Linked DNA regions of Homo sapiens: region 2 is linked to region 1. A link is a loop called in an ENCODE intact Hi-C map of the cell type or tissue named here. Cell type or tissue: ascending aorta. All regions are shown on one strand. Links, peaks and the distances in the headings refer to the core of each region. The heading gives the core; the rest is flanking DNA.

Evidence for each region. Hi-C counts contacts between places; a loop is a spot of excess contacts. Peaks named below come from ENCODE experiments on the same cell type or tissue, not always from the same donor. Only the 100,000 strongest peaks of a DNase experiment are listed, where the experiment ranks them.
Region 2: a loop joins it to region 1, with 2.2 times the contacts of the local background. A loop is called at or near these places in 2 of 110 quality-filtered maps.

What each region holds. Positions count from the first base shown.
Region 1 is chr11:1,748,448-1,751,337 of GRCh38, reverse strand. It overlaps IFITM10 (interferon induced transmembrane protein 10), which reads left to right and starts at 743. Exons shown (of 3, transcript NM_001170820.4): 1 at 743-979. The coding sequence starts at 896. RefSeq lists enhancers at 932-1,687, 1,688-2,443. In ascending aorta, for the core only: no CTCF peak of the experiment used is centred there; DNase peaks (open chromatin) are centred at 467, 1,187, 1,707, 2,127 and 1 weaker place; H3K4me3 peaks cover 2,382 bases; H3K27ac peaks cover 2,500 bases.
Region 2 is chr11:1,875,182-1,878,071 of GRCh38, reverse strand. All of the region lies in intron 1 of LSP1 (lymphocyte specific protein 1), which reads right to left. Among named protein-coding and RNA genes, the nearest start is that of MIR7847, 3.4 kb to the left of the region's middle. RefSeq lists enhancers at 732-1,628, 1,629-2,525. In ascending aorta, for the core only: a CTCF peak has its summit at 1,512 (motif pointing left); DNase peaks (open chromatin) are centred at 521, 1,140 and 1,466; H3K4me3 peaks cover 1,270 bases; H3K27ac peaks cover 2,373 bases.

The sequences.
Region 1 (2,890 bases), core at 160-2,659:
TGCCAAGTTTGGCTCGGCCCTGGCTCTGCCCTGCGACCCCTGGCTCCCTCTCAGTGGTGTTTCCTGGCCTCAGAGGCAGCCCCAAGGTGGCCTGAGGCCGGGAGCAGGCCCTGGCTCCCCTGTCACCTACCCAGTGACCCTGGGCAGGCCCTGGACCCTCGGGCCCAGGCAACCCTCTCCTGCTATGGAGGCCTCCTCACTGCCTGAGGCCTTCAGGGCAAACTGGGGTGGGGCAGCACTGGGCAGAGGCTGTGTGGCAGGCCAGGGTCTCCCAGAAGGTGGTGGCTGGCCGGGTAAGCCCAGCTCAGATGCTGGGGAGACATGGGGGCATGGCACACAGGCCACACTCAGCCTGGGATCAGGCCCCGTCTGAGGACACCGGGTCCAGTTTTCCCTGGGCCAGGCCCTTGGAAAGGAGGAGGGAGTTGGGGAGGGAGAACGGAACCCTGGTTCTCCGACAGGCCCCATCCACCCACGGCCTGTGGGCTCCAGGGAGAGCATGGCCAGGGTGCCCAAGGAGACGAGGAGGAGGCTCCTCATGCTTCATGACCCCTCCTGCTCGTTAGGGTTTATCAACATCATTTAAGATCAGCCTTGTGCTGTGGGTTCCTGGCGTGCTGTGGATAACACTGTGCCCGGGTCAGCCCAGGCATGAGGGGCGGGGACTAGGCTGGAAAGAGGAGGGGCTTGCAGAGGGCTGGGCTTTTCCAGGGGATTAGGGTTCAGAACAGAGGTTTGGGGAGAGAAAGGGTTCAGAGTCAGGCACAGGCAGGCAGACAGGACCCCAAGCAGGACTGGCCTTCCAGACAGGAAAGAGGGTTGCGGAGACACAGGAGGCCAGTTGAGAGTGGCAGAGGAGAAAGGAGTTTCATGGGAGGATGGGGCTTGGAGAGAGATGAGGGAGGGAAAACGGGGGCCGCCATGCATCCTCAGCTTCCGGGGGACTTTGGAGAGGGTCGAGGCTCAGTGGGAGCTGGAGGTTGGTGAAGAGGACCCAGCTCAGGGAACCTGCGTGGTGAAGTGGGGGACTTGGAGGGAGGGAGGGAAGGCTGGAGTTTTCTCCATGGGGAGGAACTCATGGGGACTGTTATGGGGATGGAAGATCAGCTGGCGTCAAGCATACCGTGAGAGTGAGGATGTGGTGGGGTAGCGGAGGCGGCTGAGGCTGGGAGGACAGGCATTGGTCAGGAAAAATGATTCACAGGGAACAAAGTATCCTCAGGGGACCAGGCTCAGAAGGGCTGGTAGGGATCACAGAGAGGCTGTGGGCAGGTGAGTAAACCAGCCTCCAGGGAGACAAGTGTCCTTAGCAGCCAGGACCTCAGCACAGGACCAGAGCTCGGAACGGGACACTTTGCCCTGCGAGCAGATGGAGCATGACCTGGGGTCTGCGCAGGAGAGGCCACATTCTCCCAGACTCTGGGAGTGAACTGGAGTGGGGCCCCGGCTGGGTGAAGTCAGACTCCAGGAAAGGGGGCAGGAGCTCCGATGGGCAGGAGTGGGCTCAGCCAGGAAGGAACAGAGTAGGGGGTGCTGAAACTTACCGGAAGGCCTGGACTTGGTGGGCTAAGGAGGGAAGGGACTGGAGGGTGGTCTTGGGGGCCTTGTGGACTTGGTTAGGGACAGGATGGGGCAGAGACGGGCAGTCAGGTAGGGGGCCTGCTGGGGCTCAGGGGACTGGAGCTTCGTCAGGAGGGGACTGAGCTGCTGGAACTGAGAGTCAACAGGCCAGAAGGGCAGGACCCAGGGGCGGGGGTCCCTGGAGGCAGCAGGGCCCAGGCGCTGGGGTGGAGCGCCATGGGGAGAGTGGGAAGAGGAAGAGGGTCTCTCTTGGGGAGGCAGATGGGGAGGGTTCCGGGAGCGTCCAGTCTTCCACGGGGCTGGGGGCTCCGCGAGAGGGATGGGGCCGGGTGGGGTGGGGAGGAAGACGCAGTGGGTCCGGGGAGATGGAGGTGGCGCGGACACCCTGGTCGGGGGCTGTAGGGGTCCCATCCCTGCGGGACCTTGCAACTCCCCAGGGTCGCGGCTTCCGAGGCCCCCACCCTCCTGGCAGGAGGAGGCGGAGGCGGGGAGGTGGCTGTGCCCGCTGCCGCCGTGAGTCAGGCTCTGGGCTGCAGCCGCGCGGCCGGTCTGGCGCTGCGGAGGGAGCGCAGGCGGCGGGGGAGGCAGCGGCGCCGCCGCCGAGCCCCGCGCGCTCCCCACCCCCTCAAGGTTGGGCCGCTGGGAGGCGGATCAGTGGACAGACAGCGGCCCGCGGGACGGCGGAAGGACGCGCGCACCGAGGCTCAGGGGGTCCGGCCGCGCGCCGAGGAGTCGCTTGTAGGTGAGGAGGCGCCGTCCGGGGGGCTGCGGCAGACCCGGATGGGGCTGGGGGCTGCAGAGCCTCGGCCGCAGACCCCCCGGCGAGCGCCGCACGGGAGCTGGGAACGCGGGGTGGCGCAGAGCGCGAGCGACTTGGTGCCTCGTTGGAGAAGTGTTCATTTCACAGCCTGTTATTGTGCGTCTATGTATGGCCCGGGGGTGCGTGGCTCCGGGCAAGTGTGCGCGCTTGGGGTCCCCAGGTTGGAGGTGGGGGGCGGTGCGCACGAGTTGGAGACCCCGCACCTGTGCCGGTTCTTGGTGCTCGTGGCTGAGCCTGCATCGCCTTGTGTGGGGAGTTGTTTACTCGTCAATGGCTCTGAGCGCGCCCGCGGGTGCGCCCCGGGGTCTGGAGAGCCCGCGGTGCAGCCCGCGGTGGAGCCCGTGGCGGTGCCCGTGGCGGTATCGGGTGTCCGCGGGCGCCGTGGGCAGGTGCTTTGGCCGCTCTGCTAGCTCTGCCGGTTGGCGGCTGAGGCAGCGTCGCTGTGGGTCCGGCGCCCCGTGTGTGCGGGGTTGTTTGGGGTGCTGGGGC
Region 2 (2,890 bases), core at 224-2,723, 130 kb before region 1:
TGGACCTGGGCTTCCGATGGGTCCAGGGCCCTCACTCCAGCTCCACAGACCCCCTCCACCAAGCCATAGGGGAGGCGGGGCTTGGAAGTACACATTGGCGCAGAGACCCCAGAAGCTCGTGTGCACACGTTTCCTCAGGTCCACCCCTATGGGCAAGCAGTCCGGGCCCCAACAGCCCCACAAAGGCCCTCACTCTGCTCACAGCTCATGCCCAACACATGGAGTGCGGCCGGGCGCAGGACTCCCTAGGCCTGGGGCACACGCAGGTGCACACCCAACTCACACACGTTCTCCACGAGCCCACGCTCCAGCCACACAGGCATACATGCCCGCACCCCATGCACATACAAGTATGCACGTGCTCACACACGGGAACCTTTGACATCCACGTGCGTGTGCAGACAGGCTTGGGAACAAGGGGACCACGTCCCCCTCCAGGGATCCCTTCAGGGTGCCGCAGCCTCACTTTAGTGAGGCAAACGTTGACTGTTTGCCTTGCCATTGCCCCGACAACGGCGGTGCCGGCCCTGGCACGAGGCCCAGGTGTGTACTCTGGGAACATCGTCCCTGCAGAGCTGGGCCCCTGGAGGATCACTCCGACTGAGCTCTCCCTGGCTAGGGGCCTGGGGGACAGAGTAGGGGATGCAGAGTAAGCATCTCCTGGTGTCTCCCCTAAAACCCAGTGCTGGGGAGAAGCCCGGCCAGCCCCTGGCCTCTGACCCAGCAGCCTGAGGACGTGGAGGCCTCTGGGCCCCTTCTACGTCTCCTCCCTTTCCCCTACCCCAGGATATGAGTCATGCGGGCCCCCTCCCCATGACCTCACCCCCTCACTATTCCACAGCTGGGCTCCGTTCTGGGAACTGAAAGGGGGGCAGCTCTCCTGGGGTGGGGTGGGGGCCTCTGGCCTGGGAAAGGCGCCCCCCGGCCAGCGGCCCAGGCCCCTTGGCATGCACCACGGAGCTGTCAGGACTCTGGGATGGCCGACCCCGCCCGTGGCCCTGGCTCAGCCCCGTGCAGCTGCGAGGGATTTGGTGTTCCTGCACAAATGCAATTAGGCGATTTCCTGTGTCTGTTCTGGCTCCGAAGCCCAAGGTTCAGCCCAAGGGGCCAGGCGGTGGGGGGGCTCCATCCACCTCCCACCCCAGCACACCCCCGCACCCTCACAGTCCCAGGCTCCACTTCGGGGCCTGGCCCCCAGCCAGGGACACCAGTATGCACAGAACTCTGACGGATGCCTCGTTCGGAGTGGAGCTCCCCAAGCTCAGGTCTGTTCCTGCCGGCCTCATCCACTGCCAAGCACCCCCCGACTCGGGACGCTGGCCCTTCTTCTCCTTCCTCCACAAACCCCCACCCCCACTTCTACCTCCCAGTCCCCGCTGAGGGCCTGACAATGCCCATCCTCGGCCCAGCACTCCCAGCTACCCACCTCCGTCCTCCCCCTGCAGACACTTGCAGAATGGGTGTCCGGCTCGGTCCCCGTCCCGACTCTGCCCCCTGCAGGCAGCTCCTGTGGCTGCCCCACCCGGCTGTCCTGAGCCCAGAGGGCGGCTGGAGAGGGTCCGTCCTCTCTGGGGTCCTGGGGAGTGAGGAGGCTCTGGTGAAGAGCAAGGGCTGCGGGGAGGATGTCGAGGGGAGGGGGAGCTTCTCCTCCAGGCCTGACCACAGGTCCCTTGGACACCACAGGGAGCTGGCAGGAGGCCTGGGGAGCTGGGCTGGGCCTTCCACCAGGGTGGTTCGGGGCTCCCTGCACAGCACTGAGGTCTCTGGTCCCCTCATGAGCCCAGCCTCCCCTGGGGTCCTAGACTTGACCCCTCAAGTCACTGCAGAGCCCAAGAGTGGAGAGACACAGCACCGTGTGCCGGGAAAAGGTGCCCACAGGGGCCCTCCGTGGCTGAGGCTTCCAGAGGGTAGTGGGACAGCAACCCCGCTCCCCGCCAGCCGCCCACCACAGCGTTCATGATACAGCTTCGGAGTGTGTGTCGGGGCCTATCTGGGAAGCCAGGGCAAAGGCGGTGGCAGCTGGCAGCACCCACACCCACAGCTGGGGCACTGCTCACATGAGCCCCCATCAGCAGGCCCCTTGGTTGTGCCACACGCAGGGGTCCTGCCCCAGGGAGGGGGCAGTCCAGGGAGGGGCTCGAGGGTGTGGCACAGGCCAGCTGTCACTCCTCCCTGGAGAGGCAGCTGGGGACGCAGCTGGGAGGGGAGCCAGGAGCAGAGACAGCCCGGGGCCAGCAGGTGGGTGACAGGTGGGGCAGCGGGAGGGGCATGCGCCGTCCGCCTGGGGCTCGGGCGTAGAGACGGGAACCTGCCCCCCAACGCCTGGTGCTGGCCCAGCCTCCCCCCCGGGGCCTCTAGCACCTTCCCGGTTGTGGCTGCACCCTGCTGGGCATGGCAGGGGAGGGTGGGGGTCAACCCCTTTCCTTGTAGTCCCACGCCAGTGGGCAAGGGAGACGCCGCAGTGAGCAGGACCCTAGCCTCTCTGCCTGGGGAGGCCGAGTGATGAGCCGCCCGGAGCAGGAGGAGGCCTTGAACTTGGGTCTGAAAGATGAGCAGGGATTTGCTGGACTGGGTGCAGGCAAGAGCTAATGCAGGAAGGCAGAGAGCAGGATTGCTCAGAGGGAGTGGCTCTGTGCAGCTGGAGCCGGATGGGTGACCCTCACTCAGGAGGAAGCACTGGGACCCTCTCTGCACGCGCTGGGTCCCCCGCCTCCTGTTAGGATCCCCACACCCAGGTCCTTCTGGGCCTCTGCTGCACAGATCAGGTCTGGAAGGCTCCCTGGAGGAGGCAGCGCCTGGACTTGGACATCGGCCTGCAGAGCTGGCTTCCCTCACAACCCTGGGAAGACAGAACTCCTCAGCGGGTTGATGGGGGGGAGGGCGGAGCCTC